Regions from separate parts of the Homo sapiens genome. Here all the other regions are linked to region 1. Evidence: chromatin contacts called from ENCODE Hi-C or POLR2A ChIA-PET data. All regions are on one chromosome and are shown on one strand. The core of a region is the stretch at or near the end of the contact, and the rest is flanking DNA. Distances in the headings are between cores, read along the strand shown.

Evidence for each region. Hi-C counts contacts between places; a loop is a spot of excess contacts on that map. ChIA-PET counts read pairs that join two places held with the same protein, here RNA polymerase II (POLR2A). Pooled maps may share reads with other maps.
Region 2: a loop to region 1 is called in a map with no recorded cell type, with 4 times the contacts of the local background. The contact joins the promoter of PRKCB here to the promoter of TNRC6A in region 1. A Hi-C loop is called at or near these places in 3 of 37 single-sample maps with no recorded cell type and 7 of 50 pooled maps. POLR2A ChIA-PET finds 5 or more read pairs at or near these places in 2 of 52 experiments (activated CD4-positive, alpha-beta T cell and activated T-cell).
Region 3: a loop to region 1 is called in a pooled map, with 2.7 times the contacts of the local background. The contact joins the enhancer-like site here to the promoter of TNRC6A in region 1. A Hi-C loop is called at or near these places in 1 of 50 pooled maps. POLR2A ChIA-PET finds 5 or more read pairs at or near these places in 2 of 52 experiments (WTC11 and naive thymus-derived CD4-positive, alpha-beta T cell).

The regions. Positions count from the first base shown.
Region 1 is chr16:24,728,117-24,731,497 of GRCh38, forward strand. It overlaps TNRC6A (trinucleotide repeat containing adaptor 6A), which reads left to right and starts at 1,535. Exons shown (of 25, transcript NM_014494.4): 1 at 1,535-1,730; 2 at 2,137-2,184. The coding sequence starts at 1,726. RefSeq lists a silencer at 1,564-1,873.
Region 2 is chr16:23,834,733-23,838,113 of GRCh38, forward strand. PRKCB (protein kinase C beta) reads left to right here and starts at 1,251. Exons shown (of 17, transcript NM_002738.7): 1 at 1,251-1,616; 2 at 2,643-2,674. The coding sequence starts at 1,444. RefSeq lists silencers at 747-1,386, 1,417-1,496, 1,827-1,906 and enhancers at 860-1,407, 1,408-1,953, 2,217-2,356.
Region 3 is chr16:24,071,063-24,074,443 of GRCh38, forward strand. The region is part of intron 5 of PRKCB (protein kinase C beta); the gene reads left to right. Among named protein-coding and RNA genes, the nearest start is that of MIR1273H, 130 kb to the right of the region's middle. Within about 2 kb of position 1,814, at least 2 of the 41 ENCODE cell types and tissues checked have a DNase peak (open chromatin) inside an H3K27ac peak, as active enhancers do.

The sequences.
Region 1 (3,381 bases), core at 285-2,784:
TTTGTTTGTTTTTAACGGGAGAGATTCAAGCATGTTGTAAAGCCAGTTGAAGCTGGGCGCGGTGGCTCACGCCTGTAATCCCAACACCTTGGGAGGCCGAGGGGGGCGATCACCTGAGGTCAGGAGTTCAAGACCAGCCTGGCCAACATGACGAAACCCCGTCATTACTAAAAATACAAAAATAGCTAGGCGCAGTGGTGCGTGTCTGTAATCCCAGCTACTTGGGAGGCTAAGGCAGGAGAATTGCTTGAACTCGGGAGGCGGAGGTTGCGGTGAACGGAGATCGCGCCACTGCACTCCAGCCTGGGAGACAGAGCGAGACTCCGCCTAAAAAAAATGATAATATAATAAAAAAATAAAAAAAAAAGCCAGTTGAAGAACTTAGGTTAGAAAAAGGAGAATGGGATGATCCACAGAGTGGGGTTTCTGAGAAAGTAAAGGTTATAGATTTTAAGCACAGAGGAGGAATTATCTTTAAATTAGAAGAAAAAGCTTGATGAGAGGTTGGAAAGAACACACGCAAGTGAAAATATGTATCTTACTGTATCTACATGTATGTGTATTGTTGTATCTACCTGCAGATATGTATGTCTTATTGTATCTACATGTAGGTATGTATGTATACTTTTAATGTACACATATGCATCTGTGTCTACATATATACATATCTTAGTCTATCTACATGTATGTATCTTACTGTGTCTACACTAAGATGTTTCTTACTGTGTGAGCTACGTTGGAACCTGCTTTTTCATTTATTCTATTGCAACCATTTCCTCCATGCCGGGATTATTCCTCCACATCATTTTTACAGTGTCCTAATACATGCCAGTAGCTGTTTTTGAAGCCATCTAGTAGCGCTGGACATTTTGGCTGTTTGCAATTTTTCACCATCATCAATACCACAGCTTAGTATCTCGAAGGTGAAATATTTGCAGATACCCAGAATTATTTCCTGAGCAGAAAATCCGTGCAGGCGGAACTGCTGAGTCAAAGGTCGGTGGATAAAAATCGCTTTTAAGCCTCACAACCCGCCTCAGGTATGCATTCTTTACCTGAGGAGGAACAGAGAAGCAGAGAGGTTAAATAACTGGCCCAAGGTCAAAAATAATTAGAAGTGGCTGAATTCAAAAGCCGCGCGGGCTCATCAGGCTGCAGTTGGGGTAAAATTTGCGTTTTAGGCAATTTTTTTTTTTTTTTTTTTTGGCGTGTGTCAGTGGGGGAGGGGCCGGGCGGCGGGTAGGAAACTTGTGTCGCAGCAAAGAAGGAGGAGGAGGGGAGGGACTCCCCTCCTCGGTCAGACCGGAGCCGGCCGCACCGAAAAAGGTTGGACTCGGGACTCCGCAGGCCCCCCCAGCCACTCCGCGGGGCGCCTCGGAGGCTGTGACCTCCAGGGAGGTCCGGCTGGGTGCAGCGTGACACGCCGGGGCGGTTGCCAAGGACCTGCCCAATCTGCGGGTCCAGTTGCTAGGGCCTCCATCTTGGGGGCCAGTGGCCGTGGCGCCCCCGGAAGGGGTTGCCGAGTGGGGCATTCACTTCCGGTCTGGGGCCTGCGGCGGCGGCGGTGTCGGCGGCGGCGGCGGCGGCGGCGGCGGCGGCGGCAGCGGGTCGGTGTAGAAAATGGCGCTGGTGCAGCGGCTCGGGCCTCTCCCCGCGGCGCTGCGGAGGGCTTGAGGCTCGCGAGCCTCCTTCGCCGCGCCCCACTTGCTCGTGCACTTTACACACATGAGGTGAGCGGAACAAGGGCCTCCCTCCGGGCGGGAGGAGCCGCGGGCGCTGCCGCAGGGCCCGCAACCCGCGGCGGCGGCAGCAGAGGCGGCGGCGCCGGGCGTCCCCGAGACTTCGGGCCTCGGCGGGAGGGCGCAGGCTGCGTTGCTGCGGAGGCCGAGCGGGCGGCCCGGGGGAGCCTCGCTGCGCCGCGCCGCGGGGGCCAGGCCGGGGTTGCGCCTCGCCCGCGCCGCGGGACCGCAGTCCGGGCTGCAGCCCCGCAGCTTTGTGAGTCCCCCTCCCCCCGTCCTCTCCCCTCCCCCATCCGGCCCCGGCGCGAGCCTCTGCCGCAGCAGCTCCGTTTTCACGCGCATCTCGTTTTTGTGTGTGTGTTTTTGTTTTGTTTTTGTTTTTGTTTTTTTGTTTCAGAGAATTGGAAGCTAAAGCTACCAAAGACGTAGAAAGAAATCTTAGCAGGTAAGATGGGCGAGCTTTCCGTCTCCCGCCCCACGATAATCGTATATTTCTACTCCGATTCGCCTTTTCTGGGTTGAGAAGTTCCCCCGTGACATTTTCTTCCGCACCCGGAGAGCAGACATTCGGGAGAAGCGGCCTGGGGGAATACTGGAGGGATTGCGGGGAGATGCGTAATTACGCGTGTGTTTCTTTCTTTAAAAAAAAAAAAAAAAAGCGCAAAGCAATTCTTGTAAACTTAGTTAAAGCATTCTCACCCTTTTAGAATTTAATTAGGGGACTTGTGCATTAATTACTATTGTAAATGGTTGCAGGCATTGTGTGACTCATGATTGAGGCGGCCCTTATGGCGGGCTGTCAAACTGTTTTGGCTTCCCCGTTATTACTTTGTAGCTCAAATTGTTGCTTTTATAAAAAGATACTATGTGTTCGCATTCCCCCCCGCCCCCCCCCCCCCCCCATACATTGTAGTCAGGCGGATTCTGTTGCATTGGACACAGTTTTGTCCTTGAACTTTACCAAGCATAAGCTGCGTTTTGTTTTCCTTCGAAACTCCATTTCTGTCCATGTTCGGTGTGTGCTCTTTTTATCAGCTGGTAAAATAATTAAAAATCTTTTCTCCAGAAGAGGTTATCGTTCCTGTTGGGCCCTGCTGCTTTTGCATCACCGTGAAGGGAGAATTTTTTTTTTTTTTTAAACGATGTCTTTATGGAATGGAAATATTTAGCTTCATTGAGCTGTAATTGCTTAAGCATCAAGGAATTGTACTGTATTTAACTCCTTTTCACATTCATTTTCTTTCCTACCGTCTTTTCCTTTCTTATTCCCCTTTTTCTTTTGCATCATATTGGGACACTCAGGGAAACTTAGCCAATTAACCAAATCCGTGAATAGCTTTCTTTTTTTCTTTTTTTTCACTTGTTGAAAATAAAATGAAATTTCTCCTATCTCAGGTTTTAATGTAGTTTGCTCTTGATGATTGCGGGTTTTAGGTTTACATTGGGGTTTTTAACACTCACATTTCAAATCGTCTGAATATTTTGCACCGCGTAGAATTGTTCCAAATTGCTGGCCTATTGAGTTTCATAAGATACTAATCTGTTCAGGTGATCGTTAAAGAATGTGTTCAGATGGTGAAGGATAGGCATCATTGGTTTACCCAGTAAGGGATTCTCTGTTACTCAAAATAATTATGGGATC
Region 2 (3,381 bases), core at 1-2,500, 890 kb before region 1:
ATTCACTTGTTCATCCATGCCCTCACTCAATCAACCAATATTTACTGGGGTCTTGGGAGGTGTCAGGCACTGAGCTTGGTGCTGGGCGACATGGTGGTGAACAGCCCCCCTGCTCTCACAGAGCCTAGGTCTGGTGAAGGAGCTCACAGCCTAATGAAGCTCTGCGTTCCCAGAGTGGGGGACATGGTGGCAGTGGGTATCTTTAGGCCTTGTGCATGAACAGGGCGCTAAATAACATTGAATTACACATTGTAGACAATTATTACCCTTTCAGTTACCTTCAGATCACATCAAGGAGAGAGTCCTGGTTGGATAGTAATGTCTTTAACACCCCTCTAGCATTTATTAATTTCCTCTCTTAACAAATAAAAGATGACTTCAGTCGAAGATGCTTAGGACAGATGACGGCACCTGGAGATATTTTAATAATGTAGATACCTCTTGCTGTTCAAACTCAGACCAAAAGAGATAGGCTTTTTTTCCCCCAGAGGGTGCACAAATACGACCAGAATTTGTGAAGACGAGTCAGAAATGAATGAAATTTGGAAAAATATTGATCTACTGAAATCCTTCCTCCCCACACTATTAGCCCTATGTTACAGTTGGGGAAACGGAGTCGTTTTGCAGAGGGGATGGACAGAAGGTAGGGAGTTCTCTTCCAAACGTGCAGGAGGCAAGCAAAGCCAAGAATCTTCTCTGTGGTGGAGTTAGAGACATATAAAATAAAGATCGCTCCTCCCCTACCTCTGCAGAACGTGTGTGTGTATGTGTGTGTAAGTGTGTGCGGCCACAAGCCTTTCCGAATGAGTGACAGCGGGAGCCCATCCCTCCAGGAGACGCGTGCAGAATGACCAATGGGATGGATGGGGGTGGATGGGTACCAGTCTCCGCAGAGGCCGGGGTGGAATTCGCTGCGCCCCACCCCTTCCACCCGCTCCCCTTCGCCCCGTAGGTCTTTCCACTCTCGCTCCTCCCCTGGGCACATCTCCTGAACGCAGCCCCGGGGGCCGAGGACGGGGTGGGGTGGGGGGCGAGGCTCGGGTCCGACGACCCCGGGCTGCGGTCCCGGCGCTGCAGAGCTGCGGCTGTGCACGCTTAGCCGCGAGGCCCGCGGTAGCCCGGGCGCCGATATGTAAAGCAGCTGGCAGCGCTGGGCGGGGCCTGGGCGCGATGCAAATGAGGAGGGCGGGGCTGGCCCGGGGCTCCGCCTCCCTCCCCCGCAGCTGGGGCCAGCGGTGCCAAGCGCAGCTGGACGAGCGGCAGCAGCTGGGCGAGTGACAGCCCCGGCTCCGCGCGCCGCGGCCGCCAGAGCCGGCGCAGGGGAAGCGCCCGCGGCCCCGGGTGCAGCAGCGGCCGCCGCCTCCCGCGCCTCCCCGGCCCGCAGCCCGCGGTCCCGCGGCCCCGGGGCCGGCACCTCTCGGGCTCCGGCTCCCCGCGCGCAAGATGGCTGACCCGGCTGCGGGGCCGCCGCCGAGCGAGGGCGAGGAGAGCACCGTGCGCTTCGCCCGCAAAGGCGCCCTCCGGCAGAAGAACGTGCATGAGGTCAAGAACCACAAATTCACCGCCCGCTTCTTCAAGCAGCCCACCTTCTGCAGCCACTGCACCGACTTCATCTGGTGAGCGCGCGCGCGCAGGGCACCTTCCCGGGCCCCCGAGGGCAGCGCCGCGCCAGGGACCCCCTCTCCGCGCCCTCTGCGCCCTCCGCGCCCTCCGCACCCTGGGACCCCGCGTCTCCGGACTCCCGGCTCCGGACCCTGCTGCCCGGGACTCCCGGATGGACAGTCCTGCCGTTGCCCTGTCCCCACCCTGGTCCCAGACGGGCCGCCGCGGGGCGCCTCCTGCCCTCTCCTGCTCTCAGGCGCCTCTAGAGCGCCCAGGGGCGGCGTCGCGGGAGCCTTTGCTCCACCTGACTAGGAGCGCGCGGGGTCTGTGCCTGCCCTGGAGGGCAGCGCCTCGGGTGCTCTCCGACCCGGGGTTCCCTATCTCTCCGCCTGCTTCCGGGCGCGAGGAGCCCTCGCCCCCCACCCCTTGTTTCCGGGGGGGGCGGCGCCCTGGGTGTCCTTCTCTATCTCCCTGCGGGCATGGGACATCCTTTCTCACTCCTCTGTGCCTCCGGGCAGCGCCCTGTGTTATCTCCCATTGCCCCTCCCCGAGGGCCTGGGTTCCCCTTTCCACTCCTCGGTCACATCACTGCGGGCCCCTTTCTTCCCCAGTCCCTCCAGTAGTGGGGCATCCTTTCCTCCTTCCCAGTCCCCCTCCCAGAGGACACCACCGCCGCGGGGTCACTCTCGCCCTCCCTCTGAATGCGTCTTTATCTCTTCTCTTTTCCCGAGGGTGCTCGGGGCATCTATGGGTACATCTGTCGCCTGCCTTCAGCCCCTACCCCGACGGAAACGCTCCCCACTATCCCGCCACCTGGTGGTCGCAGCCTCCTCTCTTCTGCAGGAGTGAAGGCAGATGGGGGTTACAGCCGAGCTCCCACCTACCCCCACAAAGGCGGAAGACTCTTGGGCACCCGCCTGTGGCTGGGAGTTTGCACCTGGGGTACAGAGGCAGGGAGGAAGGCGGGTGACTCTGTGGGTAACTAGCTGGAGGCTGGGCCCCCCGGGCTGCCTGACATACACCTCCTTCTGCTTTTGCAGGGGCTTCGGGAAGCAGGGATTCCAGTGCCAAGGTAGGCTCTGGGGCTTTGGGGATGCTATTTGTGGGAAGAGAGGGTGAAAAATACTTTATAGAAGAAGTTACTGAGTTAGGCAGAGAGTGAAAGAATCACGTTGGTCGGAGTGACCTCCCAGGCTAGGAATTCTTCACCACAACAGGGTCCTTTCAAGGGGTGTGTGTGTGACTGGGGCCGATGGCGCTTGGGAGTCTTACATGCCAAGGAAGTTCACCTACCCTTCCTGCCTTCCCGGCTCTGGAAGAGTCAAAGCGGTCTCCTGAAGCAATCCTGGCATGGTCAGTTCCGCTGGGGGAGAAAGTGTTTTCCCGGGACGTTTCTGGGAGAACCTGTCCTCCTTAGTTCCCCTTTCTCTGCCCATGTCCCTTCCTTATCTCACCCAGGGAGGTTCTGCCTCTCCCTGCCTTGCAGAGGTCTCTGCAGGTGGCTGCCGCTCCTCTGCAGATGGTGCATCCCCTAGAAAGGCGACTGTGTTTGTCGCCTGGGCCTCCTCTCTCTCTGAAAGAAGTATTTCCAGAGGGAGTGTTTCTCAGATCCTGGTTTAAATCACCCTATCTTCTGGGTTGAAACAGAAAGGTCTCCAGGGCACTGGTTACCTGAGTTCTTGCATCTGGCTTGAGATCCTGGACTCTAACCAGGGGTATCAAACCTGCTGGTGGTGAGTTGATCACGTGTAAAGTGTCCCCCTCCCCCGTCTTTGGGGC
Region 3 (3,381 bases), core at 564-3,063, 660 kb before region 1:
TGAAGAGGGAGCTCAAAGCCCCCCTCCACTCCAGGGCTGATGTGAGGATGTGAGTTAAGGACTTGGATGCTGCTCTTGGGGCTTTCAGAGATAGGGGAGGAGCTTAATGACCTCGTCTTCATGATATACCCTAAGCATTCTCTCTTGGCTTTCCATTTGAGACTTACTCTGCCTTCAGACCTCTCAGAACTCTGCATATCTGGTATGGTAAGAGGAGCCTGAGCTACCTCTTCTCTGCATTGCCTTGAAAACAAAACATGGCCGGGCACGATGGCTGACGTCTGTAATCCTAGCACTTTGAGAGGCCAAGGCGGGTGGATCGCTTGAGCTCAGGAGTTTGAGACTAGCCTGGGTAACATGGTGAGACCCTGTCTAAAAAAAAAAAAAAAAAAAAAAAAAAGACAAACAGGACTGGGGAAAAGGAATAAGAGGAGCCCGTCCAACCTTCCAATTTCCACCAATTTTAATGTGGATCCAGAATTGAGAATGCTAGTCTAGCTCAACTCAACAGGGCCAGTGGTTCTACTTGTGATTGGGGGTAAAGGTCCTAGGGTAGTAAAGAGAGTGAGTACCTGCCTGGCTTGTCCGCTCTGCACATGTCTCTGGGCAGTAGCTGTGGGATGTGGTCCTGGACACTAGATCCCATCTGTCTCCTCCTATGGAGGCAGGATCTTACAGGGAACAGCCGGCAGCCAAGGCTAGCTGGAGTCTGGCCTACACCATATAAGGAGATGGTGCAGGAAAGGCTGAAAGTTATGGTGGGGGCCGAAGAGGGCGTTGAGTTGCAGTAACCATGCCCAAGCCTTTGTGGAGTTAATGATCACAGTGGACACATTCTGGAGGGGTCGTCGGCATCACTGGGCCCTGCTCCAGGATCTCAGCAAGGATGTTATTATTATCATGAGGGTGCCCAATTCAGTTTGCTACTTGTTTATGGGCTGATTGCAATTTGGATAGAGTTTAACCCCCACCCCACCCCCGCCTTTTGTTTTTAAAAATTTGCTGAGGTGAAATTCACATGACTTAAAATGATCTGTTTTAGAGTGAACAGTTCAGCGGCATTTAGTACATGCACAGTGTTGTGCAACCACCACTGCTATTTAGTTCCAAAACATTTCCATCATTCCAAAATAAAGCCCCATACTGATTAAGCAGTGACTACCCATCCCTGCCTTCTCCCAGCCCCTGGCAACCATCAATCTGCTTTTGTTTTTAATTTTTTTGAGACAGGGTGTTTCTCTGTCACCCAGGCTGGAGTGCAGTGGTACGATCATAGCTCACTGCAGCCTGGAACTCCTGAGCTCAAGCAATCCTCCCACATCAGCCTCCTAAGTAGCTGGGACTGTAGGCATGCACCACCATGCTCAGATAATTATTATTTTTATTTTTTATAAAGATGGGGGTCTCCAACTCCTGGCCTCAAGTGATCCTCCCACCTCAGCTTCCCAAAGAGTTGGGATTACAGGTGTAAGCCACCACAACCAGCCAATCTGCTTTCTTTAACTCTCTCTTTCTCTCTCTCTCTCTTTTTTTTTTGAGATGGAGTTTCCCTCTTGTCACCCAGGCTGGAGTGCAATGGCATGATCTCTGCTCACTGCAACCTCTGCCTCCTGGGTTCAAGCAATTCTCCTGCCTCAGCCTCCCAAGTAGCTGGGATTACAGGCCTGTGCCACCAGACCGAGCTAATTTTTGTATTTTTAGTAGAGACGGGGTTTCACCATGTTGGCCAGGCTGATATCGACCTCCTGACCTGAGGTGATCCACCCGCCTCAGCCTCCCAAAGCACTGGGATTACATGTGTGCGCCACGCACCTGGCCTAACTCTCTCTCTCTTTTTAAGGCTGTTTAAAAATGAAACTATTCAGTAGCTCAAGTATACCTTACTGTAAAGAGGAAGTATTTATGCAGTGCTCAGTCATCTTGATCAGAGATGATTATCAAAACATCAAAATATCTCTATGCCAGCTGGCAACTAAGAAATACCACCAGATGTCCTCTGCCTCTCTGGCCTTGTTAGTTTCTTCTCCAAGAGCCCTTGGATGTGATCTGATAATGAAAAGGTGAATGTCTAGTTCAGTGGGAGCCTTCACATCTACCCCAGGGCTTTGGCTGTCTCCAATCTGATGGATAAACCGCTTGCTAAATATTTTGACTATCAGCCCTGTGATTAAGGTCAGGATTAGAACTGTTGTATTTGTAAGAACCTCTCCTAAAGATGGCCTCCCATTGCCCACCTGTTTGAATCCTACCTGCCTTAAACATTTTTGCCATTTTTATTTATTTCTTAGAAACAGGATCTTGCTCTGTCTCCCAGGCTGGAGTACGGTGGTACAATGTTGGCTCATTGCAGCCTCAGACTCCTGGGCTCAAGTGATCCTCCCGCCTCAGCCCCTTGAGTTACTGGGACTACAGGCGCATGCCACCATGTCTGGCTAATCGTGAAAATTGTTTTTGTAGAGACAAAGTCTTGCTATGTTGCCCAGGCTAATCTCAAATTCCTGGCCTCAAGTGATCCTCCCTCCTTGACCTCTCAAATTGCTGGGATTACAGGTGTGAGCCATTGCGCCTGGCCGGTTTTTTAAATGTCTCAGTCTAAAGTTCAATATTCATCCCCTAGCCCCTAAGCCATGTTTTTAACACCTCGATAAACGATGTGCTGACTTTACCTAAAATGTGTCCAGTATTCCTTCTGAGATGGAAAGATGCTATTTTGGGGGTAAATATGTTGATCTTTTCCAGAAGGAGTCCAAGACAGCTGATGATAGCTTTTGCTTGTTCTCTATAGAAGAGCAAGTGATGGCCGGGCGTGGTGGCTCACGCCTGTAATCCCAACACTTTGGGAGGCCGAGGCAGGCGGATCACGAGGTCAGGAGATCGAGACCATCCTGGCTAACATGGTGAAACCCCGATACAAAAATATTAGCCGGGCGTGGTTGGTGGCGGGCGCCTGTAGTACCAGCTGCTGGGGAGGCTGAGGCAGGAGAATGGCATGAACTCAGGAGGTGGAGCTTGCAGTGAGCCGAGATCATGCCACTGCACTTCAGTCTGGGTGACAGAGCAAGACTCCATCTCAAAAAAAAAAAAAGAAGAGCAAGTGATGTGTTTAAGACACACCTCGAAGCTACTGCCATAGAATGTGTGACCATGGTTATGGATTTCATAAGGGGCACCCTAAGAGGGAAAAATAATCTGACCCAGATGGATCTTCCGAGGCACTGTGATGTCGTGCCTAAGAGTGCAGCCTTGGGAGGAAGACAGAGAGGGTTCAAATCCCGCTCTACTGTTATCAGCTCTCTGTATACCTTGGACAAGTCACTCAACCCCCTCAGCTGTCAGGTTCCACATCAGTAAAATGGGGAAAACAGTAACACTCACATCATA